2 separate regions of the Homo sapiens genome follow, and region 2 is linked to region 1. A link is a loop called in an ENCODE intact Hi-C map of the cell type or tissue named here. Cell type or tissue: ascending aorta. All regions are shown on one strand. Each heading gives the region's core, and the rest is flanking DNA. Links, peaks and the distances in the headings are about the cores only.

The links. A loop is a pair of places that touch in the nucleus more often than their neighbours do. Peaks named below come from ENCODE experiments on the same cell type or tissue, not always from the same donor. Only the 100,000 strongest peaks of a DNase experiment are listed, where the experiment ranks them.
Region 2: a loop joins it to region 1, with 4 times the contacts of the local background. A loop is called at or near these places in 3 of 110 quality-filtered maps.

What each region holds. Positions count from the first base shown.
Region 1 is chr3:107,651,422-107,667,700 of GRCh38, reverse strand. All of the region lies in intron 3 of BBX (BBX high mobility group box domain containing), which reads right to left. Among named protein-coding and RNA genes, the nearest start is that of BBX, 140 kb to the right of the region's middle. In ascending aorta, for the core only: a CTCF peak has its summit at 7,134 (motif pointing left); a DNase peak (open chromatin) is centred at 5,380; H3K4me3 peaks cover 1,292 bases; H3K27ac peaks cover 3,417 bases.
Region 2 is chr3:107,787,406-107,803,684 of GRCh38, reverse strand. It overlaps BBX (BBX high mobility group box domain containing), which reads right to left. Exons shown (of 18, transcript NM_001142568.3): 14 at 13,809-13,898; 15 at 12,386-12,445; 16 at 4,965-5,162; 17 at 2,404-2,590. Among named protein-coding and RNA genes, the nearest start is that of LINC00635, 83 kb to the left of the region's middle. In ascending aorta, for the core only: a CTCF peak has its summit at 8,863; a DNase peak (open chromatin) is centred at 8,779; H3K27ac peaks cover 3,496 bases.

The DNA.
Region 1 (16,279 bases), core at 3,204-11,203:
GTATAATAGATAATAAGAGTAAAAAATATGCAGTTCAAAATTTATTCTTAATTTAGCATTTATAAAACCTTTTCCAAATTAAGCCCATCCAATACAGAATCTATCATAAATGCATTTCCTAGCATCATCAGAAAGAAAATTTTGTATCACATATTTATATATTTATAAATTTTTCTACTGTACTTAAGGATGGTCCAACTTATTTTATTAATAATATAGTTTATTTTTAATATTTGTTGCAACTTAAATCATTAGAGAATATATGGCTTTCAGAAGACATTAAATTAAAATAAGAATACTAAATGAGTGTTGTAGGTTTTATGAAGCACTTTCAAGCCTGTCTAAATTAATAAAATATTAAGTGAATTAATACTACAAAAGAAACTTTTATCACTGATAATTTAAAATATTAATGTGAATACTTAACAGGTCAAGACTTTTACATTAATCAAAGACACATTATAATAACAGTCAGAATGAACATTCTCCTATCAGTAAAGTTTTCATGTCAGTAATTTCTCCCATTTTTTCCCTGATAAGCATAAAAGAATGTTTCTCTCCTTGAATTCCTGAGGAACAAAAAGTAATCTGTTCTTCTTGAGATAGGGTGGTATTAACTGCTTCTCTGAACAGAACATTGGGCATAATACGTTTCCTTAACAGTTTTGTCAAGTAAGCAGTTAGTTAGGAGGGGTGAATTCTCACAGATAGTCTGGCTTCTTGTGCCTCATGGCTGTATAGCCCAGTGAATCTTGAGTGTTTTATGTGTATGGAGGCTGGGGGTAGGAGGTTAACAGCTAGGCTTTCAATAATAAATAATTTTATATTTTAGGCCGGGTGCAGTGGCTCGCCCCTGTAATCCCAGCACTTTGGGAGGCCGAGGCGGGTGGATCATGAGGTCAAGAGATTGAGACCATCCCGGCCAACGTGGTGAAACCCCGTCTCTACTGAAAATACAAAAATTAGCTGGGCGTGGTGGCACGCACCTGTAGCCCCAGCTACTCAGGAGGCTGAGGCAGGAGAATTGCTTGAATCCGGGACCGGGAGGCAGAGGTTGCAGTGAGCCGAGATCGCGCCACTGCACTCCAGTCTGCCAATAGAGCGAGACTCCGTCTCAAAAAAAATAATGAATAATTTGACATATTAAAAACTCACAATTTTTAAGCTTCCAAATTTGATTCAGAATTCAGTTAGTGTTATTAAAAATAAATCCTTCACTAAAGAAGTTTCCCCCCTTTTCCTTGTTTTTTAGTTGTAAAATTTTTCTCCTGCCTTCTCATTTTATGCTAAAAGTTGCAAGACTTAAATGGAATGTTCACAAACCAGATCTATTAACATCATGAGGAGCGTAATGTGTCCACTGGCTAAGCACAACAGAAATGTACACATTCTGTATCGCTGAATAAAGGTGAGGAAGAGTCTATACCTGACCTTTGTTAAAGAACAAATACATAGCTCTCTGTCCAGGACCCTCAGGAGTGATTAGTTACAGTCTACAGAGAATTAAAAGGAAGTTGGTTCCCCTTCCCATTGTAGCCTGATCTCTGGCATCTTTTGCCTCTGGTGCAGAGTTCAAAAGTACTCACAAGATGAATCCAGGACCAGCAACACATTTAGGAAATATTAGTCACGTGAGAATCTGGAGTCAAATAACTCCTTGAAAGTGGTTTAGCAATTCCCTGCAATAGTTAATGGAAAGACTACATGAAGGTGCAAGGAAAGAAGTCAGGCTGTCACTCACCATTCACCTGGAGTTGAGGTGTCCCAAGCAGAGGAACCACAATAGAAAGGAAGAAACAACTTGCCTTCAGCACCAGATACAGACAGACTCAACGACTTCAAGGAAAAGCCCAACAGAAAGAATCAATACTGACTCAAAGATGGTAACTAGAGTGTGAGAAAAGACATGGGGTTATGCTGTATAGCAAATAACAAAGGTAAGGACGAGTTGCCCTGGGCATGGCTGTCGGGTTGAGGGAAGAGAAGAAGGAGCAAGAAGGCAGAACTCAGACATTAGCATAGAACAATGCCTGGGTTGCCTGATAAATGAAATCGGGAAGCCAAAGGCATTTTTTATACTAGAACAAATCAACCCTAAAGAACAAAGAGAGGAAGAGAAGTTCAATGTATGCCCCCACTTGCTTGGTTATGAGAGACAATCACTGGCAGGTTGCTGTGACACAGTTATGGGCCTAAAGCTCAGTAAGGTAGATAGATTCAGACTCTGGTAGTGGTGCTCAGACAGTGACAAAGCGTTTTTCATTTCAATTAGAAGATAGAATACAAAATTGTGGCGTCAAAAGGAATCTTACAGTTCACTGGTCTACCACTCTAATTTTTCAAAAAAAGTAGAGTAAAGCTCAAGAAGAAATGACTGGCTATGGTTTAATAAAGCTACTTACTAGCAAAACTATTTAAGGTATTCATGATTTCGGCCTAGTGCTTTTAGGGAAATTATTGTAGCTCAGCAGGGGAAAGGTATTTCAGTGCTGACTGTATTTACATCTTTCCTTTCTACATTCAATAAATACCCATTGAATAAGTACCAGGAAATAGGATAGATCCTGGTATATTTCCTGGGAAACTGCAGAAGATACATGTAGTAGTGGCAGCAAGCTTGACAAAACGCAAAATATTGAGATCAGACAATTAAAATTATAAAACACGAAGTACCCATTACGAGATTAGGAGGAACTTTTGATATTAAAATTGGAACAGTGTGTACAAATATCAGATACCAAAAGAATCATTGGCTAACAAAAACAAAAGAGGGCGAAGGACAGAAAAGGGGACCTGAGTCATTTACTCAAGCTTTTGGAACTTTTGCAATACAGAACAAAAGATGGGTTGATCAAAGCGCTGCAGCTTGCAAATAGTCCTCTGTGGGTCACTCTTTCTCTATCTCAACAAGAATTAGGGGGAAAAGAAAAGAAATGTACATTCTCTGCAAAAACTGTATTTCTTAGAAGTCAGAAACAGCTGACAGTTTTCATTTATTGCAAGAGAACATTTATTCTTATGATAAGGTTTTCTGGAGGCAAAACATTTAGTGAGCACACATATCCAGCTATTTCAGGATGTCTAGATTTAAATGAGTTTGAGAAAAGGTATGAGTGACAATTGGGAAACAAAAATAAAAGCAGCTTCCACAAAGAGTAAAACTAACTTTTAAAAAATGAGGGTCATCAGGGTTTTTGTTAAGATGATGTTTACAGGCAAACTAAAAAATCTTTTCCATTTTTAAACTTCTGCTCGGATATAGTCACATTCATGCAAAGTATCATTCCTAAAGATATGGTGAACATATTAAACAAAAATCTAGTAATTTTAAAGAACTATAGGAGCCAGAGAGAGAGAATACTTACATTCTGTTAGTGGGAGCATAAAATGTAACAAGTTCTATGGAAATCCACGTGGCATTATCTTGTGGAATTTCAGGTTGGGCATATCCTATCACCTAACAATTCAACTCCTGAACATATATCCTGAAGAAGTAATATGTACATAAAGAGGGCATATACAGGACTCAAGAACTTTTCCTCTGCTGCTTTATTTCCAATGACAAAAATAAAAGAAAAGAAAAAGAAAAAGAAAGAGGCCAGGCGCAGTGGCTCACACTTGTAAGCCCAGCATTTTGGGAGGCCGAGGCCGGTGGATCACAAGGTCAGGAGATCGAGACCATCCTGGCTAACACGGTGAAACCTCGTCTCTACTAAAAATACAAAAAATTAGCTGGGCACAGTGGCAGGTGCCTGTAGTCCCAACTACTTGGGAGACTGAGGCAGGAGGATGGCGTGAACCCGGGAGGCAGAGCTTGCAGTGAGCCGAGATGGCATCACTGCACTCCAGCCTGGGCGAGAGCGTGAGGCTCCATCTCAAAAAAAAAAAAGGAAAAAAAAGAGAAAGAAAGAAAAACAGCTAAATAGCCATTAAAAGAAAGTAAATAAACTATGGTATTTTCATACAATAAAAGATTATACATATATGACAATAAATGAATTACAAAGACAAGCAGGAATGAGTCAAATACGATGTTGAGCAGGAAAAATAGTTGTTGCAGAAGAAAACATGTAGTATGTATTATTTATATAAAATTTAAAAACAGGCAAAATTTAATGTAGGGGGTACATAAGTATGAGAAAAACGACCAAGAAAAACACAGAAGTAATAAACTCAACATTAAGGATTGTGATGAGGGGGTAAAGAGAGGCAATGGAATCTGGGTGGGGCACACTGTGGGCTACAAAGAAACTGGTAATGTTCTATTCTTAAACTAGTGGTAGGTTCTCAGTTATTCGTGTTAATGTTATTCTTTGTACCTTATCTACATAGTATAAATATTTTTGTGTAGGGTAGCAAAAAAAATTATCATAGTTTAGATTCATCATGATTCTAAAGATATGACTGCAGAATTATAAACACAGACAATGGTAGAGAAGGTAGCATAATAGGGTGCTGACTATAGCCACAAACTTATTTCTCAAGTTAATAAAATTTTTTGTTTAAAGGCACATATTCAGCTTGCAGACCATAGGGACATACAGAGAGTCTAATTCACCATTTCTAATATTTAATTCAGTATTGTGACATTATACCTGTTATTACTGTGAAACACAGTTTTCTAATGTTTTATTAGCAGAAGGTACAAAGGGTCATTAATATCCATGCACAATAAATATTCTTGTATCTATAGCATTTTCTGTATATACAAACATTCTTGTATATATAGCATTCTTACTTTTAAAAAGCTCTCAGAAATAACATATTTATTTAACAAACAATTTTAAAGGTATTTTTAAGTATCCGCGAGTAGCAAGTACCTAGCACGTACTCAGGACTCTTTGAGGTAAATATTTCCGGTGTTAGTTTACACATGTGGAAATTGAGATTCAGCATTGTGAAGTAGATTGCCCAACGTTTAAAAGCTAGTACAGCTGGGATTCAAACCATATCCAACTCTGATATCCAAACGTGAAAAGCATGCATCTACTAGCTAGGACCGTCTAAAAATACAACAGCAAAAATAAATTTCTAATGCAAAAAAAAAAAAAAAAAAACCCAGACTTGTTATATTTCAGCTTACTATTTCAGTTTATGTTATTCAGAATGCATCCCTGAACCATGTTCTAATGGTCTGTATCAATTTTATGTCACAGTACTTCTTTATTACTTCATATAATCACAATTTACACTTAAACCCTAAAAATTCTAAACTGGCAGCGGATACCAATTATGTTTATGGAAAGTCTCAACTTGGCTGTACTTCTTTTCATAACTGGAATTTCTCTAAGACTGGAAGTAAAGTTAGCTGTTGGGAGACTGAAACTTAGCACTTTCATTTCATTACCCGCCACCGTCAGGGATTCACTCACAGGGAAGCAAAAAGGCTTGCCAAGCCCCACAGAAATTACTCACTTCCACTCTCTCTTTCCTCATCTCTCTTCCAAATGTACTTCAAAACCTAATTTTAAACTCATGCAGGAAATCTGATTAATACCACTTGGCTTTCTCTACTCCATTAACCCTAGGCCCCATCAGCACACATAAAACACAATTCGTTTATATGATTATCTGTCAGCTTTTTAATTTGTCATTGTTTTTTTCATTTGCATGTTTGTCTAGCCTGCAAGAACCACTGACAAGAGTTTACAAATTTATTTCTTCTGTCCTGTGTCCTAACAAATTCTTCTTCCCCAAAAGGACCACCAACTATGCTGCGTGAACAGTAGTCACTTAACAAATGCTGAATGACTTACTACAGTGGAACAATTCGCCTCTGGTATTTCTCAATATCCCAGTGAATCCTCCACATCTATAACATGCTGGAGATGATACCAGGTACTGCTAGAGGCTTGGGGTCTTCCTGAGGGTGCCTGGGACAAGAAAAACACAGAGACCAGAGACAGTCAGGAGAAACACAGAGAGAGGAAACATGGAAATAAACAGAGGACAGAAATAAAGAGTTGAGAGGAGCAAAAGAGTCAGAAGTTAATGGAGAGATTAAGCAGCCAGAGAAATCACAGACAGGGAGGAAGCTGGCAATCTGAACTTGGGTTTTGGTTTTGAAACCACATTTCTGGTTCTATTTACTCATGTAATAGGTGCTCTCATGTTACTAAATCTGTGATACCGTCAACCATTTTGAAGTTATTGCCATGGTTTTTCTGAGCTTGTAACTTTACCTATTAAAATTCATCTTCACAGGGTTTCATCTTTGGAGATACATCTACACACACAATCCTCCAAACAACCCAGCTATAAATAAGGAAGTATTTTTCCCAGTTTAGAAAATGAAGGTCAGAGAGGTAATGTGACTTGCCCAAGACACAAGCAAATGAATGATAATCGAGGCCCCCAAATTTTCTGATTCCAAAATCCACTGCTTTTTCTGGTATCCTATATTGTCCCTAGTAGAATATTAAAGAAATCCAAACTGGTTTTGTAAAATAAAATTCAAATAAACATAATTAAGGATAAAATTTTTCTATCTTATGGGACACTGAATTACTCACACTACTCACTAGGATATTTTTAAGATATACCATAAAAAAATCTGCATAAAAATATCAGAATGATAAAAAAATTAAGAACAGAAATGAAATTAAGTGAACAGTCACTTGACAAAAATTTTTAAAAAGGGCTAGAATTAGTTTATTTGCTTCTACAACTTTGTAATTTCAGTCTTAATGATTCAACACATTTCAGCTGACTGGAAAGATAAACTGATGTTCTGCATTTCAATGAATTCTTAGAGCTAAGCACTAGTAAAGAACCGGTGCTCAAAACTACTTGTTCTCTCAAATGTCTCACCTAAAGTCTACACTGCAATCCAATTTCAGGGTACTTCATAGGGTAGAAATTATAAAATGTATTGCTCTTTGTATGCACGAGTATTCTCTTTTGAGGGGCACTTAAACTCTTCTAAATAATCATGCCTTTTTAGTAACATTCAATGGAATTGCCAGAAAAGCTCCTTTGATAAAAGTATAAGCATGTTATTGGATTTTACAGCAAAATAAGACAATAAGAACACAAAGAAATTTCTATTCAACTGTGTATCAATATATTTTCCATCATGTTCAGCAATTTTTAAACCAGAAATTTTCAAATAAGGTCTAAAGTACAGTACTGCTCTGCCCTCTAGTGACTGGATAGGTTTTGTGAGCTACATGCTTTTTTTTTTTTTTTTTTTTTTAATGCTTTTTGCACAATACTTACGATTTAAAAAAATTACATGATGGCTTCTTTTTCATCATTTAAGAAGTGAACAAAAAGTACTGGTCAACTTTTAAAATATGAGTGGTATGAACACAATGCAGGAAAGAGACTAAAGTTGAAGAATTTCTTTTCATCAGGCCACCCAAGTATTGCAAACCAGAAAAAAATTTTAATATAAACTGTTGCAATCCTTACATCTTTATGCAATTTATTTGGAAAAGTCAAATAATTCCATTACAAATATATTTGTTAAAAACCTTATAAATTTAACTTATAAATTCCAAATTAGTCAATTATATTATTTCAGAGTCTGAGATATCTAGATGAGTGATACTATATATATCACACACAGATGAACAATTTTCTACTAATTATAAAAGAGCAAAAATGCTTAATACAAAGCTATACTGAACATAATTTACGGTTAATTGCTCAAGTGGTACTTGAGGATTTTCCTGAACCTCAGTGTCATCATTAGAAAACTCACTATCTCTTCACTGCTATGTGTGGAAACATTAATCAAGGATGCCAGTTAAGACAGAGCTATTACATAGAGATTCACCCTACTACTTCAACGAAGGGAATCTGTCATATTATACGTCCCTCTTAATTTATCCTGCCATAAACCTCTTGCTAGGAACTGATGCATTTCTAGAACAGCATTTCTAGTCTCACTAAACCCAGGGTACCACTTCTGTATCTACACACTTACGTTAAAAATAAACAGTGCATTCATGCACATGAATGTAAAAGGATACCCAAACATGTGAGGATAATCTACAGGCAGTGTGGTGGTGTGGTTAGGAGAACAAACCCTGCAGCCAGACAGCCTGAGTTTGAATTCCAGCTTTGCCACTTATTAGCAGCGTAACCTTGGGCAGATAATTTCACCTCTCTGTTCTTCAGTTTCCCCATCTAAAAAATGAGAAGAAAAAGAAGCACCTACCAGTACTAAGTAATGGGTTATATTTTGATAGGTATTTGGGTTACACAGGTGTATGCATTTATCAAAATTCAGAAAATGTACTTTTAAGATGTATGCTACCAATGAATGTAGACTTACATCAAAAAATTATACATAAATATTGAACTCTAGTTAATATAAATATTATATAATATAAATGCTGAAGCATTTAGGGAGCTGTAGTGATATCTATATGTTCAGATGCATCAAAAATTAAGTTGAATTGATGAGGAATAGAGAGATGAAAAGATGACAGATATGTAATAAAATAAATATAATAAAATGTTAACGGCCAAATCTAGGTGGAGAGTATGTGAGTTTCATAATAAAATGTTGGGGGAAAATATGCCTACCTCTCATCAGACTGATGTGAAGATTAAATATATATAATACTATTAAATATAAAGAAGAATGCCTGACTTAATAACGGCATTTGACAATATATTTATTTAAACAAATGGAAAGTAGTGATCTATTCTTTCAAGTTGGTAGAAAAGGGGAGGAAAGTAATAAGGCACTGAATTCCCAAACTGGGGTCAGTAGTTGCCATCAAAGGTGTTACAGGTCAAATTTCAGATACATCATAAAACTGCACAGACTATGCAAAGAATATAGTCTTTGAAAGCAAGAATGAGCTGGATTTGAATCTCAGGTCTGTTTTTAACAAGTCAAGAAGCTCAGACAAGCTATTTAAATGTTCTGAGACTCAGTTCTCTCTTGTATAAGATGGGAATAATGACACCTACATTTAAGGCTCACTGTGAAGACAAGGAAGAAAAATACACACACACACACACAAACAAAGAAATTAGCACACAAAAGACAAATAACAGCTGTAGTTTTTAATCATAATCATCATTACTACCTAGGGCAAGTCTTGTTTATCTTTACCACCATTCTCTGAAGATGAAAACCAAAGTGGCTATGTATCTGTTTCTTAAGACTAGGAACTGCATATGCAGTTGGCCCAAATACTCCAAAGGGCTTTCTAAAGGATCTTTATTAAAAGAGTAGGCCTTATTTTAAGTTTCACTAAGTGTGAAAGAAGAGTCGACAATGACAGGAAATTTATTATTCATTCCTCTGTAATGCCAATTATAATAAATATAAGACTTATGAGTAAGGCATTTGAAAGTATTTGTTTGCTGATGGCATTTTAAAGAAAATCACTTCAGTGCATTTGAGGAAATGATATTAATACCTGGATGAGCTTTGATTTAAAATAGTCTAAGGTAACATATTTAAAGAATATTACAACTACATTTATAGAAGATGAGTTCTATGCTCCGAGGGAGAGGATTTGTAAATCATTATGGATTACTCAACGAAGACAGTGACTCAACACACAGTTTCAGCTAAAAAGAAAATCAAGAACTTGGCACTCAAAGAAGGAATATTGGAAAGATTATACAACATGGCTACTTCTTTGACTGCTCTATAAAACTGCTTTCTCCAAAGGTTATTCACCCCTGGATTACTAACTCAAGGAACTTTTTTCAGGCATTTAGATATCCCTAAATTTTCAATACTGTCAATCTTGAAAGTCTTCCCATCTTGCACAGCACTATTCTGCTTTTCCCACCACAGATCTGATTGGATTTCTTTCCTTTAGACTTCCCTTAACAAAGAATGGGTATTTTCAACAATTCCACTTTAGGCATATTATCTTTCACCAATTTTCAAAGTTTCAGCTCTTACCTCTCTCTTCTATTAAACCTATGTTCAGTCTGAATCTCTACCAAACCTCATCTCAAATTTATAACTACATCCTAAATATAATGCCATGGATATCCTGTGTGTTCAAATCCAATCCATCCCAAACTTCACCTCCCCCTCCCACAAATCAGTAATACTAGTAGCTCCTTACTTCTGATGGCAATATTAGCACTCTTGTGAACACCCACACTTAAATTAAAAACCTATCTTTGACTTTCTTTTAAATACCCTCCATTGCCTCCTAACCTCTCTGTCCCTCTACATCCCCAAAATGAGTTCAGTCTATTGTCAAGTTCTGTAGATTAATAGTTTCTAAATTGATTCAGGTGACAGATACCTAGACTTCATATTCAAGAAACACAGTGAAAGCTAAATTTACGATAACTAAACACACAAAACAGAGGCTAAATAGTAGTAGGAATCAAGTGTTTTAGAAAATTGTCATTGAAGGAATCCTTAAAACTGAGTATCCATTAACTTTTGCCCCGTAAATGGGAAAGACTAGTTCTGTAACTTGGAATACTTCAATCTAAAATATTTCAAGATCCAGAGTATAACCTTCATAATGTCTCTCATAATAGCCCCTTTTACAACTGTCAACACACTACAGAAGAATGAATGTTTTCTTACCTAGGATAATAGTAAAGCCCCCTAAACCAGTCTTTCCAATGTCTACCTTTTTTTCCTTCTGTTCCATCTCATTTATATCCATTGCTCAGAAGTTTTCAGTGGCCCATATGCCTTTTGAGGGGAAAAAAAAGTAAACTCACCTTAACATTCAAGACCCTCTTTACATCTCTGCCTTCACACCAAAGTTTCCCACCGTAACTTTACATGTATCCCATCCCACTGGCCCAAGTAGTCTATTCACCTTTCCATACTTCTGTTATTTCCTCTTCTTTGTGAAGTCTTCCCTGATATCCTTAAGTGGGGTTTAAGGTCTTCCTCAGAACTTGAAGTTTATTTGTATATCTCCCTCTTTTGTGCCTAGACATTGCCTTATATTACCACATCCTGATCTTGACAGTGTGTAACGCACTGCCTTGCACATGATAATTAGTAAATATTTGTTAGCTATACAGAGGAATAGAAAATACATTATTTATCTTTAAAGAAAACATTTTTCCAGTGAGACCACTATACGTTGTTCAGGTTCTAAAAAGAAACAGAACAGAGCAGGAGAAAGATTAAAGAGGGATAACGATCCAGAGCACAAACTCTCACAAGCAGTCTGGAAAGGTTTAGATTTCTCAATATATATTAATAATTTTAAAAGTATACAATTAAAGTCTATAAAATCCATGGTGGTTATGGTTTGGATGTTTACATACTCAACAAGGAAAAGGGAAAATTGCTATAAAAGAACCACAAACACCTAACACATACACACTAAATAAGAAGCAGCTTTTAGAAGGAACCAAAGTATTTCATAGATAGTACTAAAATACCTTGAAAACAAGTTTAGATATATTAATTGTTGAGAGATATTCAAAATTAATACAAAATAGCTATTGATACACGGGACAAAGACCAAGCTGTACTGGCTTTTATGCTTATGTGCATGAAAATTATTAGAAAATAAATACTTTCACAGAACATTTCTGAAGATAGAGAAAAAATATTTTTTTCTCTTGGACCAATTATGAAATGTTAAACCACTAACTTGAAATGAAGGAAAATTTTGCATCTCTTTTCAAGTTTATGAATTAAATAACAGAATAAGATCATGGTTGAATGAGCTATTTAAATTTTTTAAATATTTATATAGTTATCAGTGTGTAATATTTTTAAAAAATAGCACTTAGCTGGACATGGTGGCTCACGCCTGTAATCCCAGCACTTTGGAAGGCCAAGATGGGCGGATCACGAGGTCAGGAGATCGAGACCATCCTGGCTAACACGGTGAAACCCCATCTCCACTAAAAATACAAAAAATTAGCCGGGCATGGTGGTGGGCGCCTGTAGTCCCAGCTACTTGGGAGGCTGAGGCAGGAGAATGGCGCGAATCCGGGAGGTGGAGCTTGCAGTGAGCTGAGATTGTGTCACTGCATTCCAGCCTGGGGGACAGAGCAAGACTCCGTCTCAAAAAAAAAAAAAATAAAATAAATTTAAAGAAACTTAGCCAGGTGTGGTGGCACACGCCTGAAGTCCTGGCTATTGGGAGGCTAAGGCAGAAGGATCACTTGAGCCCAGTAGTTCAAGTCTGTAGTGAGCTCTGATGAAACTACTGCACTCCAGCTTGGGAAACAGAATGAGCCCTTATCTCTTAAAAAAAAAAAAAAAAAAAAAAATTAATTATCATACTTTAAGTTCCCATACTTAGTGAATTCTCATTAAGAATCATACGATATCTCCTTGTTTTGTTCAAATAATTATAGTCTTTGAAGAAAATTATCTAGACTATATAAATTTGTTCTTATGCTTAAAAAATTGACATAGTTTGGGCTGATAATCTTGTTAATACTAATAGCAGGTAGCAATAATATTCTTAAATAACTATAATCCACTGAATGACAAATGACTTATTTCCTAGTATTTTCATACGTTTGGGCTTTACTAAAATTGCAAAATTGGGGGAGGTACAATTAAAATAAAATCAAACTTCTATCACTTAGAATTGTACAGAAAATATTTTAAGAAATCCAACAATAAAAGTAAATGTTAATTTATTCTTTCCTAATGAAATCGTCAGGAAAGCAAGTCCATCTTGTATTCAATAAAGATTTTCCCAACATAGTAAAAATGTACAGTTTGAAGCCGGACATTTCTCTTGCTGTGAATAGAGATAGCAATAAACATGAAATTAAATTTCAAGGACCAGTTAAGAAGCAAAAAAAGTTATAGATCATTTTTTACTTGCTGCCTATTTTAAGAACACATTTCCTTAATAGTGCCTGCCATATGCTGGGTTGACATTATACCCTCTAGTACCTTTAATCCTCTAACAACTTTACATGGCAGGTATTTGCCCCATTTCACATAAAGCTAAGTAACTTTACCACATCCCAGTTACGGTAAACAGCTGAGTTAGTTTAGTCTTGAGTCTATCTGACTCCACAGCCCATGTTTCTAAGAGATCACCCTACAGTCAAAAACAAACAAACAAACAAAAACAAAACAAAACAAAAACATATTTTTTAAGTGATCCATTTAGATCTGTCTCCTATAAGGAAACGCTTAAGTTTCTGCCTACCCATATTAATATCAGGAATCAATAGTGAGCATTTTGGAGCTGACAATCTAGAGGTAAGAATCAAGATCTTTATAAGTATTCGAAAGTAAAAGTTCTAAAATATTTTTTCAGAGGCACATAATAAACTCCAATGTATAAAATATTCTATTATAGCAGAAAGCCAGTAAAAAAAAAATCTATAATTTTGCTGATTAGGGAAAAACTCATAAAAAGAGACATGATTGAAACACTTCTACTATCAATAAGATATAATAGCCTTATTAGAAAGATATATCTTTTGTTCTCTAAAAAGTGAAACTCTAGGTGAATAATAAAGACAGGCAACACCCAGCATTTTAACAGGAACTAAACTTTCAAACCTGAAAACTTTATGATTTATTTAAATGTTCACTTCACCAAATGAATTGAAAGATGATCTGTATGCTTCTGTCCTTCCAAATGGCCTGACAAAATGATTGCTATAAAAAGAGGTTTGGTATTTAAGGGGATTGACAATAGCTGCTGACTTCAAATTTTTCTTCATTAACTTTTATAATACACCTATTTAATGATTTGGTAACTCTAACAATGCTGAAAACATAGTGGTATTCAAAAACTCTATTGAAGGCATGGACGGAGTTTCATGTCCATCCAGGTGCTACCTGCATGGACAGGAGGGTATATACTACTCTGCACATGGATACATCTCACATTTGATAGGTGTTAATTTTTCTCTTATTTGGCAATTCTTCAGTATAATTATTGTGGCACAACTTATTAGGACAGTGCTCACCACATAAACAGTAGGTTGCTAAGCCCCTTTGGAAGCCAGTTCCTCCACATCTGGCTGGCTCTCTCAGAAACCAGGGCATTCTAAGTGCCTATGGTAATGTTCGATACTCTAAAACAGAACATTTCTGTCATAAGGAGACGCTTGGTAATAAATTGCTTTACGGTAAATGTTAAGAACACTGAAACAATTAGATAACTCATCCGTTTTATAAGAATAGTAATATAGCCACAGCAGAGACAGAACAACTGCAAATTAAGCAGGTTATACAAGATAATACAAAACAAACACAATATTCTTGTCTATCAGCTTCATAGATCAATTTGAATATAGCAATATCCTAAAAATACATCCCAGAACAAAACACCTAAATGTTGACTTCAGTCAACCTTTCTGGTACACATTAACTGAAGCCAGGTATCACATTGCATCTCTTAAAGCCCAACATGAACCAAAGTGCCTGCCTTAAATCTCACAACCTTCACATGTACTCCACTCACAGGGTCGCTGATGAAGTGTTGGAAAAGCACTTGTTAGAAGACTAATAAATCTTAACAAACACCTGCTGATTCAATGTAAGCTACAAATGAGCCAACAGGTATAGAGAAATTTTTTGTGGTTGCATTTTAAGCTCTCAGCCCACTAATATTTATTGATTATAAAACTAATGGCAAACTTGAAGGCACAAAGAGACCGTAATTTGGAAGAACACTCCTCTCCCTGAACGAAGTCTGGGAAAAATTTCCATGTAGACCAGGAGATGCTTATCAACACCAAGTTCAGTGGAATATAGGTTAATGAAATGTGAATTCCTGTAATACGAATTCATCACGTTTACTGAGCAACTTCTATGTACCAGATGCTATTTCTAAATTTTGGGAATACAGACATGCACAAAATAGACTTTCTAGTAAACTTTCTAGCATAAACAAGTCCTGTAGCATCTTGAAGAGGTTCTATGAAAGAATTACATGTATACATATATACATATGTTTATGTGTTTATATAGAATATCCAGTAAATGAATATTTTACACTAAAATATATGAAGATCCTAGGAGAAATGTTATGAGCAAGTTCCCCGCCTTAGATCCATTTATTTTCCTAGGAAAACACACTTCTCTATAATAGAGATCAGAGGGAATACAGACTTCAATATAAAAATACTTAATTGATCCAACACCTTTCAGAGTAGCATTAAATGCAGGAAGCCATGCCTGAATATATTCATACTGTCCTCAACTAGTGAATTTCACAATCATTAGATTGATCTTAATGTTAAGAAGAAATACACAGGTAAAATTCCTTATATACAAGGTTTTTGAGTTTGAGTCATTTCATAAATAGCTTTTAGGGAAGACTGAAATCAAAAGTGGACAAAACAATTACACTGACAAACTGATTAAAATTATATCACTGCTGAATAGCATATCCTTTAGTCTATAAGTACACAGAAAAACTGGTAAATTTTACAAATGAATTTAAAATTATTTTTACATAAAAGTATTTGTCTAAAAGGTTTGTTTCCTTTTTTGATTACATTTTTTAGACAAATGCCAAATCACTAGAAACTAAAATTATTCTAGTGATGTAGAACACACAGAAACACATATGTACACACAGACAAAAATCGTCCAAAAAAGAAACAAAGTTCATTTGAGCCTATATCAATATCCCACAAGTTAATGCACTATTTACTCAGCACTAATCCCAAGCACCCATCAACTGACTTACCTAATAGAAAAAGAACTGCAAATTAAACTAAGCAGGTTATAAAAGACTATATAATAGAAAGAAGTACTATACAGACATTGCACTTAGGTGTCCAAGGGAGAGAATTCAGTCATGGGTTCTTAGTTTCTGTTTCTGGTTGAACCAGTAAAGCCCCTTCCTCAGCCCTCTTTTCTGCTTACTAGAGACAGAAACTAAAAACCATGGCTACAGGCTGCTAAAAGCCTAAAACAAAACAAAATAACAACAACAACAACAAAATAAGGCAGGTTGAGAAATTCAAGCATCCATTACCTAATTTAGAAGCTGATGTCAGAGAAAAAAGGGGAAAAAAGAAAGAAGGCAGGTAAGGAGACAGGACAATAATTAAGTAGATCTATCAGACTTAGGACTCCCTGACTTCTGTTGGCATTATTTCAAATACACAATCTTTTTTTTTTCTGTTTACCAAAAATCTTAAGTATATGCCATTTCCTTGTTTGCATTCTCAACTGATTCACAAAGTAAAAGAATATTGCCTTACAAAATGTGAATTGGCTTGATAAAGTAAACAGAAACAGGTATAACCCAAAAGAGTAATTATCTTGTTCAACTTAATTTTCAAATACATTTCTAGTATTCCTAGATAACAATAAATACACATGGAAGTCAATTTTTATAATGATGTAATTCCTCCATCATATAAATCA
Region 2 (16,279 bases), core at 5,558-13,557, 130 kb before region 1:
TGGCAAGTTAATTAACGGTCATTAAAATGGGACTAAAAAGGCCCACTTGGGAGGGCTAATTTAACTTCTAGTAAATAAACTGGTCTCTTAACAAAGGTTTGTTCCAACTCTCTATTTTGTGTATTTTGTAAAACTGTCTAAGTTAGGTTTCTGAACCTAACGTTAGATTTTTTCATGGCATGAGTGCAGGTCGTATATTTCCACCCCTAACTCCATGGGCCACCCTTTAAACTATGAACCGAGTTGATGCTGAAGTAATGCTTACTTCATTGGTATGCAACCCAGGTTCAATAACAGTGAGCCTACAGGTAGAAGCCTGGTGGGTAGATCTGCTTTAACAGGTAGGGGCTCAAGTTACAGCTAAGACTCTCCAGGGTGATCTGTCCTTCTAGCTATTAAGAACACTAACCATTTATTAGGTTGATGGTAAAATTCTAGTAATCATTACTGTTCTTTCTAATGGAAGGTTAAAAAAAATAAAAAGAATCTTTACTCACATTATTTTTTCTATACCTGTTATCTAACTTAGGCAGTCATACTTCAGAAACTACCTCATTTATTCATTCACCCACTCATTTGTTCATTTATCAATTGTTATAACAGGAACTAAGCAAGCTGGTAACATAGAGAATAAAACCACTGTTTTGCTTTCAAAATATACTGAAAGTAGACAGAAGTATCGACAAATCAATACATCCCAATGTGGTCTGAGAGAGGTGTGAGCATAGCATGCAGGAGCAACAAGAAACACACAGCCTAGGGCATCAGGAGGACTGAGAGAAGAGGACCGGGGACTAGGGTGGGGAGAAGGAGAGCAGTTCACCTGATCAGAGGATGTACAAGGCAAGAGCTTGGCGTATCTGGAAAGGGGTAAGTGATTCCACCTAACTGCAGGGTAGGGAGTGTGGAGGGCAGAGACAATGAGATTGGAAAGGTTTGCTGTGGCTTTCTGCTGATGCAAATTGGGAACCATGGAGGGCTGGTTAACAGAGCAACGGTGTGACCACGCTTAGAACACAGGCAGCAGCCAAGCTGCTTATGTGCTAGCCTTTTCCTACCCTTGAATTATTATCCCTCTCTCAATTCTCAGATTCCCTCTTATTTCCACAATTCACAGGGACACTTAATAACATTCAGGCAGATATTTTAAGTTCTCACTGCACGTGTATGTGCTTGTCCTCTATCCTTGACTGCACAACTCCACAAATGGAGAAGTATCTGTGCATTGTCTCCCTCAGAGACCTCACTGAATTTTAACAATGTCTGTGAGCATTCACTTGCTATTAGGAACTTGCAGTGTACACATAAAGAGGAATTTGACTTCTTGGAAATATCTAGAGGCTATTTGTGAGGAAGTACTCAAACTGTAATATGACAGGTAAATAGCAAGAAGCAAACCAAGCTCACGTCAGGGGACTCCAGGTTTACCTGGATGTCAAAAAGGAGCATGGGGCCTACAGCTGGCTACACAAGCTGCACTGGGTTGAGAGCTCTTTTGTACTGAAGACTGAAAGTCTAAGAAAGCAGCTCATCCATGGGTAATCCACTTTGAATAGGAATATAAAATACCTGAATTTACAACAGGCTTTTTTGCCTTCCCAAAGGATCCATTAAGTAGCAGAATACCCAATTATACACTTAGAACTTAATATACTTTCTGTGGGGCTTCGCTGAGTTCAAAGGGTTTTCACATCTATGATCTCGTCTGATGCTTACAACTTCGTAATTCTTTGGCGATATCACTATGCTCAATGTGTGCTGAGAAAACTAAAGTCCAGAGAAAAAAATTACTTTGTAGGAAATCACAGAAGAGTTGAAGAAAAATCCAGGCCTCTGGCTGCCATGAGTCAGATGCCAAAATGCTCTTTCCCTTGAACTGCACTGTCTTCTGATGGCTGGTGATGGCACCAACACCATCACCAATAAGGGGCATTCCACACACCAGCACTGGGATGCTAGAGTTACCCCACATAACATCTCTGTGAAATGAGTGCCACCTGCCCCTGTTTTTTTAGAGGAAAAAAACCAAGGGTAGAGAGGTTAATAATCTTGGTCAAGATCTTTCGGTTTGCAGGTGATGGAGCTAGGACTCAAACCTCAGTCTGCAATGGGACTCCAAAGCTCATTGGTCAGATAATACTGCTTCCCTGCTCTCAGGCTTTTTACGGAAATGAAGTTTAGCCACAGGATAACATATTCAAAATAAAATACTTGGCTGACTATATTCCCTGGTATTTTCCCGCACTGCTAATTAGCATATATGCTTTTGTAATACCTCATATAACCAATAGTGCTCTTGAACCAAGTTTGAACCCCAATGCCCTGTAAAAAATGTCACAAATCACATCAAAGAGGTTGATCTGGTTTCCATGTTGCTTTCTCCTTCCACCTTCTACCACTAACCTGTGCACATTTTCCATGGCTGCCACTTCAGCCAGCGCAGCGAGGCTAAAGAACGCAGACACGGCAGGCATTTCTGGAGTACTGCTCCGCGTCTCCCCGACCTCGGTGTTGTGTGAGCATTTGTCATTGCAGTCTGTCTCAGTTGCTTTAGGGAGACTCCTCTGCAGTTGTTCCTTTGGTTTGTCATCTGTAACAAAAGAGAAATCCATCATGAGAGGATCACTCTGTTCTCTCCAGAGAAGAGACATAGAAAACGCTGTGCCAGTCAACATGAAAAGAGCTAACATTCTCTACCATTCACTTTTGCTATCCATCGAATATTAAGGCTTTTACAGAATCTCTTCTCCTCAGTAACAAAGCTCTTTTATTAAGCTTAGTTGCAACTATGGACAGCACTGTGCCCTGAGGCTGAGCTGAAGAGAAGCTGTGTTTTATCTGAGGTCAAAGAATGGGTCAGTCTTGGAGTGAGAAGGAAAAATGAGCCTCAGCTAAAATAAAACCCAAGGGACTTCTGTAGAGGGGCCTGTAGATGCTGTAAAAGAGCCCTTAAAAACCCAACTGACTAAGCATTTCTCATGAAGCTGTAGCATGCCCTACTATGGCAACTTGGACATTGGGTATGCTGTGATACCAACACTTAGGATGGCCTATACAGCACATTAACCAGTTCTAATGAGAGCCCAAGTTGTTATTTTGTTCTAAAGACCTACTGGAGAGAAGACAAAGCCCTCTGGTCTTTACAAAGAGGTGGATGAAATGCTGTGCAAGTATGCCTGCTACAAATGAGTATACTTTCTTTCTTATGTAGCCATTATAGAGAAGGGAAATTTTTATCATAGTTTTAAAAAAATTGTAAATATAGAAAATGACTGATAAAAGCTTTAAATATTATCTATTAGGACACAAAAGTGGTATGACACTTTTCTATGTAAATGGGACTGTTCTCATATTTCTTCACTCCTCCTCCAAGTGAAAACAAATGTGGATGTAACAATCTACAAAATGAAAGTCACAGAACAGAACTCAGATTGGACAGAAAAGGAGGGAGGGGACTGCTGGGCTAAACATCAGGACATCTAGGTGTTAGTCCTCATTCTACTTCTATTGTATTGAATGTACTCAAACAAAAACTTCCACCTCTTTGAATTTTTTCTCTTATATGACAGGGCAAAATCAGGGCCTTTAATATACTCTATGTTTCTAACAATCTAAATATTCAAAACACACAAAAGAAGTGCACAAAATTCATAAACTGTCCTCTAACTAAGCAAACAGTTCCCCTCTATTAACACCTAGATTAACCCAAATCACATAAAATAAAATTGCGGAGGTGCTGAGAGGCAGAAAGGCAACAGCCAAGGCCACTAGTACCTAGCTGGTATAGCACTCCAAGATTTTGCGGCCGGGGGGTCTCAGTATCACTCTTCGGCCACACCCCTTACCTTGGGCTCCTCCGGTCATTCTACTGCCAAAGAGGCTACCAGGAACAGCAAACAGACAACAGGCCATGATTGAAAATGGAGAAATTCACCAGTTGGTGAATTAAATCAGATAACTCAAGAAATCCAGAAGCATTCTCAGGCTCCCTGCATGGTCTAAACCAGTTATATAGGAAGTGAATGTTGGATGCATTTTAAGCTTAATCTACTGGTTTGAATGCCTGGTAATCTGGCTTGTAGTGACCCGAACAGCAGACCATGGTCAAATACTGATTCATCTAGTATCTTTAAAAGTATAGGATCTCCTGGAATTAAGATTGCTTTTGTGCACATTGAGAAAGATAAAGGGAAGATGACAGTCCTAAAAACTACCTTTCTTTTCTAGGAATTCAGATATGCTCTTGGAAAACTAGCTATGATTTTAAACATGGAATAAAACATGTTTGGAGGTCTGTAGAAAGCTGCAGAATAGACTCATTTTTCAGTAGGAACCACAGTTGCTTACAGTCATTTGCTGACATGGTGGTCATCTGCTTGCTCTGGTTATCTCTGTCTAAAGCAAGCTTGTCCAACCCATGGCCTGCAGGCTGCATGTGGCTGGGGACAGCTTTGAATGCAGCCCAACACAAATTCGTAAACTTTCTTAAAACATTCTGAGATTTTTTTGTGTTTGTTGTTGTTGTTTTTTTTTTTGAGACAGAGTCTCACTCTGTCGCCCAGGCTGGAGTGCAGTGGCGCGATCTCGGCTCACTGCAACCTCCGACTCTCGGGTTCACGCCATTCTCCTGCCTCAGCCTCCCAAGCAGCTGGGACTACAGGCACCCACCACCAGGCCCGGCTAATTTTTTGTATTTTTAGTAGAGATGGGGTTTCACAGTGTTAGCCAGGATGGTCTCGATCTCCTGACCTCATGATCCACCCACCTCAGCCTCCTAAAGCGTTGGGATTACAGACGTGAGCCACCGCGCCTGGCCTGGTTTTTTTTGTTTTTGTTTTTTTTTTTTTTTAGCTCATTGGCTATTGTTAGTGTATTTCATTGTGGCTCAAGACAATTCTTCTTCCAGTGTGGCCCAGGGAAGCTAAAAGATTGGACACCTCTGGTCTAAAGCTCTCTCTTCTTACCCAAAGTACCTCCTGCTGGTGATACCCGGCCATCTGCTGTCCTGACAAGGTGTGTAATCTTGGTTTTCCTTGCTTTTCTCTTTTGGCTGCCCACCAAAGGTTCTTGCGTTGTTGTTGGCTCTGGAGTGTTGAAAATGGATGGGATATTTTTAACCTTATGAACAGGCTCCATGGTGTTTCTGTCTTCTGAAAATATGGCTGAAATAGGAAATACCATGCATAGTTATGCACAAAAACAGAAGGCACCAAAATTGCTCTTAGAAGGAAACATGTCTAAATTTCTGACCCGTCTGAATGGAGAATTTACACTCAGAGTTTTCAAAGTACTGATGGAAAAAATGAAATAAAACGTTGCCCCTAACTTGTTTACTACCAATTGATATTTGCTTTGATAAATTAAATGCAGTGAATTAAGACACCCCCTCTTTTTTACATTTTCTAAGTCTCTGGGTGTTGCACGTTGGTGGGGACGATAATTTAGGTAAATCTGAGTAAATTATGTCCTCTTGTAAATTATGTCCTAGTTGTGATCAGGGTCCCTATCTGAGAGATCCTTTTGGCCAGTTGGCCTAGAGAGGATGGTAAAAGAAATTTCTTCAGAGGACACTAAAATTAAATATGTCCTTCTTAAATTTATATTTATGGTTGGGACATTTGCTTTTAAGCACCAGGTTGAATTGATCAGAAAAGAAATTGAGGCCTGACTTTCTTTCATGTAGATTGACTGTGCAGTAAGGACAGGACAAACATTGTTGAAGCCAGCACGCCAAGGAAAGAAACTCTCTTTCATTCACTGAATTCTAAAACAAGGAATACACTTAGTGAGATAATTTAATGAAGTCCCACATGTCATCCTGGCTTGTGGAGAGGCTAGTTTTAGGTATCCTAATTGTAACCCCAATGAATCATTTGATAGCACACTCCTATATTCTGAGTCACTCTGTCAAGAGCAAGGAAGACACCTGTACCACAGACTTTTCTCCTGGTTTACACAGATTGGGGAAGCTTGTGTCTTTTCTTACATACTCATTTTCTTAGCAGTTTACCCCCTCCTGACCTTAACTTAAAAGTAAGACAAGATGTGTAGATATGAGTTTAGTAAGTGTTTAGGGGTATACCATAGTTGAGTTTTATGATTGGGACTTTAAAGAAATTCCAGTGACCCAAGGGCTTTTAAGCCGGGAAAAGATGCACTTTCATAATTTTTAACTATCCAATTTCTTAGGATAGACATAGAAATTATTTTTGACAAAGAAAAGGAGAATGTGGGTCAGAAAACTAATGTCAGACATAACAAGCCCTAAGCAAACTAAATCCAGAGGAGGCATATCTGAAGGTAGATATTGGCAATAAAGCTATATATATATATATATATATATATATTTGGAAGAAAAGCTAAACTAAGAGGAAAAAAAAACTAGAGCAAGAATAACTCAGGGTGTGAAAAAATGAACTTGTTGGTATAAACACTTGCACAGCCCTCATTTAAAATGTTTAATCTAGGTGTTTAATGGATTTAGGTACATCCTCAAGAAAGAAGGCTATGAATTAATAAGATTATTTGTCCTGGAAATCATGGCACCTTGTCTTTAAAAGATGTTTCAAAAGAAAGGCTGATTCCAGGCTTCACATTCCTAAACAAGTGGGAAATAATTTCAATTACATCAAAAGAAAGTATGTAAAGCAGAAATCACACCATCATTTGTGGTTTGGCCTTACCTCAATATTGCATAACAGATGGCTGTGTGCAGACAGGCTTAAGATAACAGTTGTTTTAAAAAACTACTTGGCAATGCTCCCAAACACCTTTTCAAGTAAGTAATCAAAGGTCAGAAAACATACTCCTTTTAGATTGCAGATCTATTCCCAGGTCAAATAGATCTACCTCAATGGTGGATTAATTTACTCAGTTATTATACTTAGTCTTAGAATATTTATACTTTGATATTTAGCTTAACATAGGCCAGTGGTGGTACATATTTTAAGTTTTTTTTTTTTAGTTTAAACTTCAATAAAAGCTTCCAGCAAAATAAAAAATAATTCGGTAAGAAACACTCCAAAGAAGATGCATGATTCTATTTTAGCCTTAAAATTCAAAGCCTCCTTTAAGTATAAAGAAGCCCAAAATCTGAATTTACAATGAGCATTAAATAACATCTATTGCACATTCATAAGCTTCGAGATTTCGAATTTCTTATCCAGATCCATCAGCTGTCCCTTCTGATTACAGGAGTCTTGTTTACCTCTCCAATAGAATCACCACATTGTGGATGGACATTCCAGAAAGAACATTAACCTCTTCCCTTTTCTACTTCCCCTTCCCAGGAAAGTACAGAACATGTAGAAATAAGGGTATATAGTGGGGTTCCAAAGATGGAAAGGTGTATCATATCTTACATTAGAACTGACTGCGGAAAGAAGAACCAAGGAGGTCAATGAAAAGGCATGGATACCAGAAAAAGGCCAAGTCGGTTGGGAAAGATGACTTGCTTTTTACACAGAGACCATGGGGTAATGGAAGTAACAGTCACAGAGAGACCAGAATTCTACTACTGACTTTTAAATTTACTAACAGCAGTCCAACCAACCATGGGCCTCTGTTTCTTCATTCAGAGATGGAGGTTGGACTGTATTAGCTTTAAAGGAGCCATCTAGCCCTAAAATAACTTTGCTACATAGGCTACCATCAGAGATCTGGCCAGGGGCAACAACAACAACAAACCACCAGTCAGCTCCAGAGTCATAGGCTGGGAAACAGTACTCCTGTGACTAGCACTGTTTTTGTTTGTTTGGTGAGCCTTCAAATGGTTTCATTTCTACTTAATAGTTGTTCCTTTTCTAGTTTGTTCCAGATGAATTGGTAAAAACACAGTAAGAAGCGTAAGGCACAGCTGCAAAAGGGTTGATTGCAAATGGAGGTACAGTTTCTGCCTAAAACCAGACTGTGACTATGGAAAGCTCAGAAACCAGCAGGCAAAGAGCCTGAGGGCCCAAAGCAGGCCAGCAATACCCAAGTCCCAAGGGTCAGTATATTGGAGGAAAGTAAAGGAGTGAATCAGACTGCAGACCAAGTGGAAGAGGCAAAAAAAAAAAAAAAAAAAAAAAAAGACTACGTCGGAGGTTCTCATAAGTTCCCCAAAAGAAGGTAATGCCAATTAACCAGAGGTCTCCTCTAAACCTACTATTACATCAAAATGCAATGATGGGCCCTGCAGATGATGCACATTTGCAAAAGGTATGTAATGTGACCTTCCTAGAGTTTGAAAGAGGATAAGGGTCCAGACTAATGTTCTGACCCAAGGGTTAACCCCAGAACGTATGGTCTTGTTTGGTGGTTTAGACTGAGGACAGCCTTCAGGATCAGCCCTCAGGGAGACCCTTCCCCTAAGACAGAAGAATTAGGGAAGGCAGATGGGACTGTATCCGAGAAGTAATTTTCTGGAACAAAACAGTAGATCTGAGTCCAACGACATTGGCAAAGCAGACAAAAGCTTGGTGGTGAGGGACATGAGATGAAAAAAGTTCAGAGAGGGAAACAAGCACAAAAGTTGAGTACAAAGATAGCAAGCTAGTTCCTCCCGACAACCCGCAACCTAATGGAAATGTAAGAAAAGAAAGGCTTTGTGGCTCCAAAACAAATTAGTCATTTCTTTTCCAGCTTTTAATTGAGCACACAAAACTACCCGAACACTTCAGAACAAATCCACTGGGCTAGTTTTTACACCCAAACAATAACCATAACACACTTGGTGCGTATCATCTGAGAGTGATGATGCAAGCTCACTCCTGGAGCCACATCAGGAATGTAGCAATAAGAGACCGTCTTGTTTTCCAAAATCTGATCCCAAAATGTGGAGTAGGTTTTTTGGGAAAGCAGCATTGCTCTTGTATTGTACCCCATGAGGCCACTAGAGTGCTCCAGAGTCATGAATTCACATTCCAACTGGGGTTTCAAACTTGCACTGAAATTATTATAGCCAGATCTGGAATCTAATTGCCTTTGGTAGGTCTCCCATGAGCTGAAACAGCAGTCAGATGCTGAATAGAACACAGGAAAAAGAAACGAATGAGCCTTATCCAACATCCTGGGAGACTTTGCTGAAGTTATATAGCAACTATTTCAAACTTAAGAAAAGAGATCGAGTTAGATTGGGCACTGTGGATCGTGTGTGAAAATCTAACTATAAACCAGAATTTTCCTGCCTGTAATTAGATTTATACACTGCAAAGAAGTGAATTTTAACAGAGATTCCTAGTCCTAGGTTTTGGGGTTTTTTTTTTCCCCGTTGTGAAATACCATTTATATTTTCAATATTTGAACCAAATGAGGGTTAAAAGTCTACAAATATGAAAAACGGAAAATGTAGTAGCTGATGTACTTAAATGGAGATATGGTTTCTTCCCTATCTGCTTGTGTTGCTCAGGCCATAATTCCTTACCATGTATTCGGGGCTGATAAACCCTCCTTAATTCACTGGGAATGCTGTTAAGATGAAATTGAAAAAAATATATACATATATATGAAAGCCCCCTGTAAACTATAAAGTGGTAGTAAGTATTAGTTATCATCATCATTATTATTGCAATTAGAAACTTCTAGCTTAAAGCATGAGCATATGGCACCATAACTAGGTGGAAAGATAAACACAGTGGCAGAGGTAGGAGGTAGTGTTCTTGGTTTATTTGAAAATCCTACCTTTAATTCTAGCCTGTGGACAATTTTTTTTAATACATATATACCGAAATTTCAAAAAGTGGTTTAACAATTTTGAATTGTAAAAGCCCAGGGTTTAAGACACATTATAAACTTAGCATTTAAACATATTACTAAGCATCTAAATATTTCTGATATTTTGAAAAAAAAGAAAGATTGCAAGGTGCCTGTACACAGGGCAGTATAAAGAAAACACAGTGAACTTGAAGTCATCTACTTTAGAAGAAATCAGAATAGCTGAACAGTTATATAGCATCAGTTGACTCAATATTTCTATTAAAGACATCAGCTACAAACAATGCCTGTCTAACATTTGAGCAGGATTTTAATTTTAGACATGTTTAAATTATTCTATATTATTGCTATATTTTCTGTCATATATTTATACCCTCTCCAAGGTGAAGTTTCAATAAGCAGTGATATAGTCATAGACGAGAGAGAGGATTAAAGGCCTAGAAAACTCACAAAGCACATAGTCACTACACAAACAAGTAAATGTTGGAGATAGTAAGAAAATGAAAAACCAAAAATGGTTACTTTAAATTACTAGTAATTTCTGATGCTCAAATTGATTCCTGTTTTTCCTGGCCACATAAAATGAGTTTGTACTCTACACTAAACAATGGACATGCATTTTTCAGTGCATATTCTCCAAAAGTTGTTTCATATACATTAATAATAAATATAATTAAATATCACCAATTATAACTATATTTCTGCTAAAGCCTGGGACTGCCTGTAAGACTCAAAAGTGATTTACTTTTCTGCCCCCAAAAGCAGAAAATTAGGGCTACAGAATATAGTACTTCTAGTAACACAATACTTACTCAAGATATCAGAGCAATAAAATCATTATCAAGTGTTAGAGGGGAAACAGAATTTACAGTCTGTGTACTACTACATCTCATCATTCACCCAATCTCTAAACACACAAATTATATATGTACTTAATACCAATGTGGAGAGTAATCCTAGTGAGGTTAAACAATTTGTCATACTGAAAAATGCTGATTAGTGGCAGGTCTGAGACTAGAACCCAGATTTCCTAACTCCCAGGTAAGTGCTCTTTCTACCACACTGCACTTGCTCTGGTACCTCTGTAGGGTTTTCAGTGTTTAAAAAAACAGAACAAAGTACTTAGAACAGTATCATTTTAAGTAAAGAGTAAACATTTTAAGTAAAGAGTAAAGTGGTCCTAAATGTCCTTCAAACTCTTCTGCTAGTTCATCAGTGCCTTACATTAAAAAAACTATATGGAATATATTTTTAAAATATACAAGAGCTAATGTATCAATTTGAGGATGTTAGGATTTAATGCTGTGAACAGCAGAATTCATATTTTGTTTTGCCAGCACTGAAGCAGAATATTCCATAGAGGCTGTGAATGTGAATCAACAAGTGAGATAATAGATGTAGTGCTGGCGTTTTCTGTAAAAGTAAAATGACACGGAAGCTGATGTGGCTCATGTAAATGATGCCTACTAAATCAAAAATACTTATGTTTAACATGAACTCAAACTTGACCATTTTTGCTAGCTATCTTAAAAACATGAATATTTCTGATAAGTGACTTACGTCAATTGTGCATTTTTTTTCTCATTTTCAGTAAAGGAATGATAGCATATTTGAGAGTCAAAAGATGTGGACTAGGTCATGAAGTTCCCATTTCTGGATATAAGTGAATCAAAGGAGTTGAAACAAATCATCTCTAAAATCCCTTCTAGTTTTCAAATGAAGTGACTCCTAATTAAGCCCTACAAAAATGTCAGCTCTTTTAAAATATCTGCAATGAAAAAAAGAGAATCAACAGGAAGAAGGGAGAGGTGGCCTCTTAACCATTGAAGAAATTAGGCTTCACCTAAGGGCTCAATGCTTAACAGTAATAATATAAAGTCACAAATAAATATGGCCGTGAGAAATTTCAAAATCAAATCTGCACCTAGGACCTATAACATGACTAGTTAATATTGGATTTTTCTTGGGCTACCCATAAGCCTCAGGGTGTTCTATTCTTTTTTGTTGTTGTTGCCCAGGCTGGAGTGCAGTGGTACGATCTTGGCTCACTGAAACTTCCGCCTCCCGGGTTCAAGCAACTCTCCTGCCTCAGCCTCCTGAGTAGCTGGGATTACAGGCATGCGCTATCACAGCCAACTAATTTTTGTATTTTTAGTACAGACGGGGTTTCACCATGTTGGTTAGGCTAGTCTCGAACTCCTGACCTCATGATCTGCCCGCCTTGGCCTCCCGAGGTACTAGGATTACAGGCGTGAGCCACTGTGCCTTGCTGGGGTGTTTATTTTAATGGGCTAGGAAAACACCCAGGTCAGAAGTTACTCCTGCAGGCCTGCCCATGCCCAGCCAACCAGGTTGTTATTCCAGCTCCCACTGGGCATAAGCATCTGCCTGCAACATGAACTGCAATGCTGAATACATTTAGCTATGAAAAACTCCAATCTCTGATTAATGCGATTCAAAGGTTACAAATCGCCCTTTAACAGATTAAACACCACATGACACATTGCCTGACCCTTGGCAGGAGTCCCCCAAATAGCAGCTTTGATGTGAAAATTAAAAATAACCTAATTATGAACACATAAGTCTAGTGCTGTTGTTTAAACCTATATAAATTATACCTTTTAAAAACCTATACAACTTATGTCATTTCCAGCTCCGATTGTCTCAAATTAAATAACATTGCTTGTCTTACCTTCTGTAGGGTGAATGGCATCCAAGAAGAGTTGCTTGTTTGACCATTTATCCCCACTTCCTAAAAACAATGACAGAAAAGGAAAGAAAAGTGAAACTCTACTCTTAGTAGATTCCCCATACTACAAAAACAAGATGATATACAAACTAACTTTTGAAACATCACACAAATAAAGCTGAATTTTATGTCAATTACTTAATTCTTAAAATGGTATTTGCCAACTAAAATAATGAGGCTGTACAGAAAATGGATTAAAAATAAAATTTTTGTCTTTTATGAAATATAGTGTTGGATTATTTCTGTAACTTTAATCAAAGTAATCTGAAGATCAGTAAAACGGAATGAAAAAAGCTGATGTTTTCACCTAATGAATAATGTTTCTTTACTGTAAGCAGAAGAAAAAATAATATCAATATACAAAACAAAACTAAGAAGCTGAAGTGGAAGTGAAAAGAAGGCCCAAAGTAAGTAAAAGGTTACATACAGGAACATACAGGCACACATGTCTACACACAGGAGACAGCTGCGTTTAAAGCCTCATTCAAGAAACACGGAATGCTTCACATCTGGCCATGCAAGTAGGATGCAAATGGGCACCGGATGAGTTGGTTTATGGTAGTCACGACACTAACATGCAGGGAGATGCTAAAGAAAACCCGACCTACAGAATACTTGGCTGCACTGAGCCAGATGGGAAGATTTATCTTTTATGTGAAATAAGAATAGGAGTCCTGCACTATGGGAAGAAAGAGATCTTAAGATGAGCCCTGAAGAGGTTTAAAGGCCCATCAAGATCATACCAATGAGACAGACGTTCCGAGTAAAGAGGGGACAGAGTACAATCAGTCTCTACTGCCCTTTCAAGTAACAGGCATGTGACTGAAAGAGGTCGGAACAAGAGCCTGGCAAACGAGGGGGGGTGGAAGAAGAGACACAGGTTACAACTTAAGAGTGGAGAAAAAGGTCCGCAAGAATCCCCAAGTGTCAGAGGAAGTACAGAAACGGGGGCACTTTCACATGAACACGAAACTGTAAGATTTCATGAAGTAGGAAAATGTGGTCATGGTATGAAGGGCTGCCAAACATGTGAAAACCAAGAATAGTCAAAGAAAATAAATGGATAAGTGGTCAAGAAGACTGAATTGCAAAACGCACCAAATACAGATGAGAAGAGGCAATTTTAGGATTCATATGGGGCTCTGAAAATAGAGACAAATATGGATTTGAACAGCAATCCAAGTGAAGGAGATTTGCATTAGCTGCAGAGTCCGGAAAGAATGAGAACACCCGCGTCAGGAGCTGATGGCACTGAAGCAAGCAGAGGGGAGGACAAGGCAAAGGCAGTGCATGGGAGCATTACTCAAAGATGAATCACAATGGAGGTGACCAAGAACCCTTCATGGAGGATGGAGGGCACCAATACCTTTTTCCGGAACATTGGGCTTCTCCTTTTTGTGCTTATATTTGCTGACAATTTTGTGGAATAAGTTCTTTTTCTGAGACTGGAAAGGACCTACAGACAATATTAATATAAATATATTTTAAATTCACAATGTTTCATAAAAAATATTGTGTATTTCTCAACAATTCCACCCTCCTCCCTCCTGTGGAATAAGCAAATTGAATCTCAATAAATGTCATCTTGCATCTTCACCTACTTAACTGGTGCTTAGCCCCCTTTTTAGGCTTATTTAAACCCAGTGAGATTTTCCTTAGAAATGTATTGGGCAAAGCCTCCATTAGGGCTGGGACTCCCTAAGCAGAAACTGCAGATACAGTGAGTAGAAACAAACTACAACCAATAACAGCAAAGTGGCTAGAGTCTGTAATAGAGAAAAGATTTTACTTTAGACTCCTAAATACCATGAAGGAAAGGATGGAATATGTGTTTTATCTCTCCAATGAAACTGCTTTTCACAACAAGGATAGCACTTTCAGGACAGCAGTTGACCCGACAGCATTAGATAGCTTTCTGGCCTTTTATGAGAATAATCTAAGAAGAAAAAATGACTTAAAAAGAGAAAATATCTGCCAAAAAACTTTATTCTGGTTGGAAGGGGGAGATGTTTCAGATTCTTAGTTTTCTCAGATAAAGAAACAAAATTGAGATTTTTTTTTTTTCAGTGAACAATCAGAAATACCAGCAACAGCACTGACCTCCCCAAAGCCCCGGTGGCATCTCTCCACCTACCAACAGCTGCAACTACATGCTCTGCCTTCTGGCCACAGGTGAACCATTTGATGCTCCCATCTGGTCAGTTCCTCCACCCATGGCATAGCCCCACCCTCCTTGTCCAGCTCAACACCATCATTTCTCCCTCTCTAATGGGCCATTCCATCACTATACAAACAAATTCTTTTAACTTAGAAAAGAAAAAGGTGGCTCCTAACCTAACTTCCCTCACATCAGTTACTGCCTTAGTTCTTCATTCCTTCTGTAGCAAAAATTCCACAGAAGGGTTGCCTAGGCTGTCTCCAGTTTCTCTCTTTCCATTCTGTCTTTATTTATTTATTTATGTATTTATTGAGACAGGGTCTCACTCTGTCACCAGGCTGGAGTGCAGTGGGATGATCTCGGCTCACTGCAACCTCCACCTCCTGGGCTCAAGCAATCCTCCCACCTCAGCCTCCTGAGTAACTAGGACTACAGGTGGGGATCACCATGCCTGGCTAATTTTTTGTATTTTTTTTTTTGTAAAGTTGGGGTTTCACCATGTTGCCCAGGCTGGGCTCAAGCAATCCGCCCACCTTGGCCTCCCAAAATGCTGGGATTACAGGTGTGAGCCACTGTGCCCAGCCTCATTCTGTCTTAAACTCACTACAACTAGGTTTCTGCCCTGCCACTCATGGAAAACTGCTCTTCAAGGGGTCATCCAGTACCCCCATGCTGTGAAGGCCAATTGTGGGTCCTTATTGCACCAGGCTGTTCCTGTAGCTTCTGACCACTAGAGCCACACCCTCTGCCTTGAATGCCTCCTTCATTGGGCTTCTAGGATACCACCTTCTCTTCTTTTCTCTTCTCCATCACTGATATTTCCCTCTCTCTCCTTTGCTTATTATTTTCCCTGACCTCTTAATTTTGGAAAGCTCTGGGCTTGGCCCTTGTCCTTGTCTCTATTCTCACTCATCTGGTGATTACCTCTACTGTCAGGGCTTTAAAATAAAATGAAATAAAATAAAATAAAATAAATACCAGCTATAGGTTGAAGACTCAAAAATGCATCACCCCAGCCAGACCTCTTATATTGGGTGTATATGAAAAGTCAGCAATCTTATACTATCTTACGAGGACTTAAGAGATCCAGAGCTCCATTACCTCCATAACCTCATATCCTGCCACTCCTTTCCTTTGAGTCTCTCTAGCTGCATGGGCCTCCTGGCAGTCCTCTGCACATGTAGTCTCAGTGTTCCTGACTTTAGGATCTCTGAACCAGCCATTACCTTGCCTAGAAAATGTTCTTCTCCAAGATGGCCTAGAAAATGTTCTTCTCCAAGATGTCCGCACGGCTAACTTCCTCACCTCCTTCAAGGCTTTACTTAACTATCTTCAGACCACTCTATATAAAACTGCAAGCCAACCCCATGCCCATCACTTGATCTCCCGTTCCCTCACAAACCTATTGTTTTAACTGATTTTTAAAAACAGCTTTGTTGAAATATAATTAACATACCATACAATTCACCCATTTAAAGTATAAAACTTGTGTTTATATTCAGATATTTGCAACCGGCACCAATTTTTGAACATTTCATCACCTCAAAAATAAATTCCAAACCTTTTTAATACTACTACTCCTATACCTGTATTCCCCCTCTCCCTAAGCAACCTCTAATCTCCTTTCTGTCTCTATAGGTTTGCCTATTCTGGAAATTTCATATAAATAGTATCATATA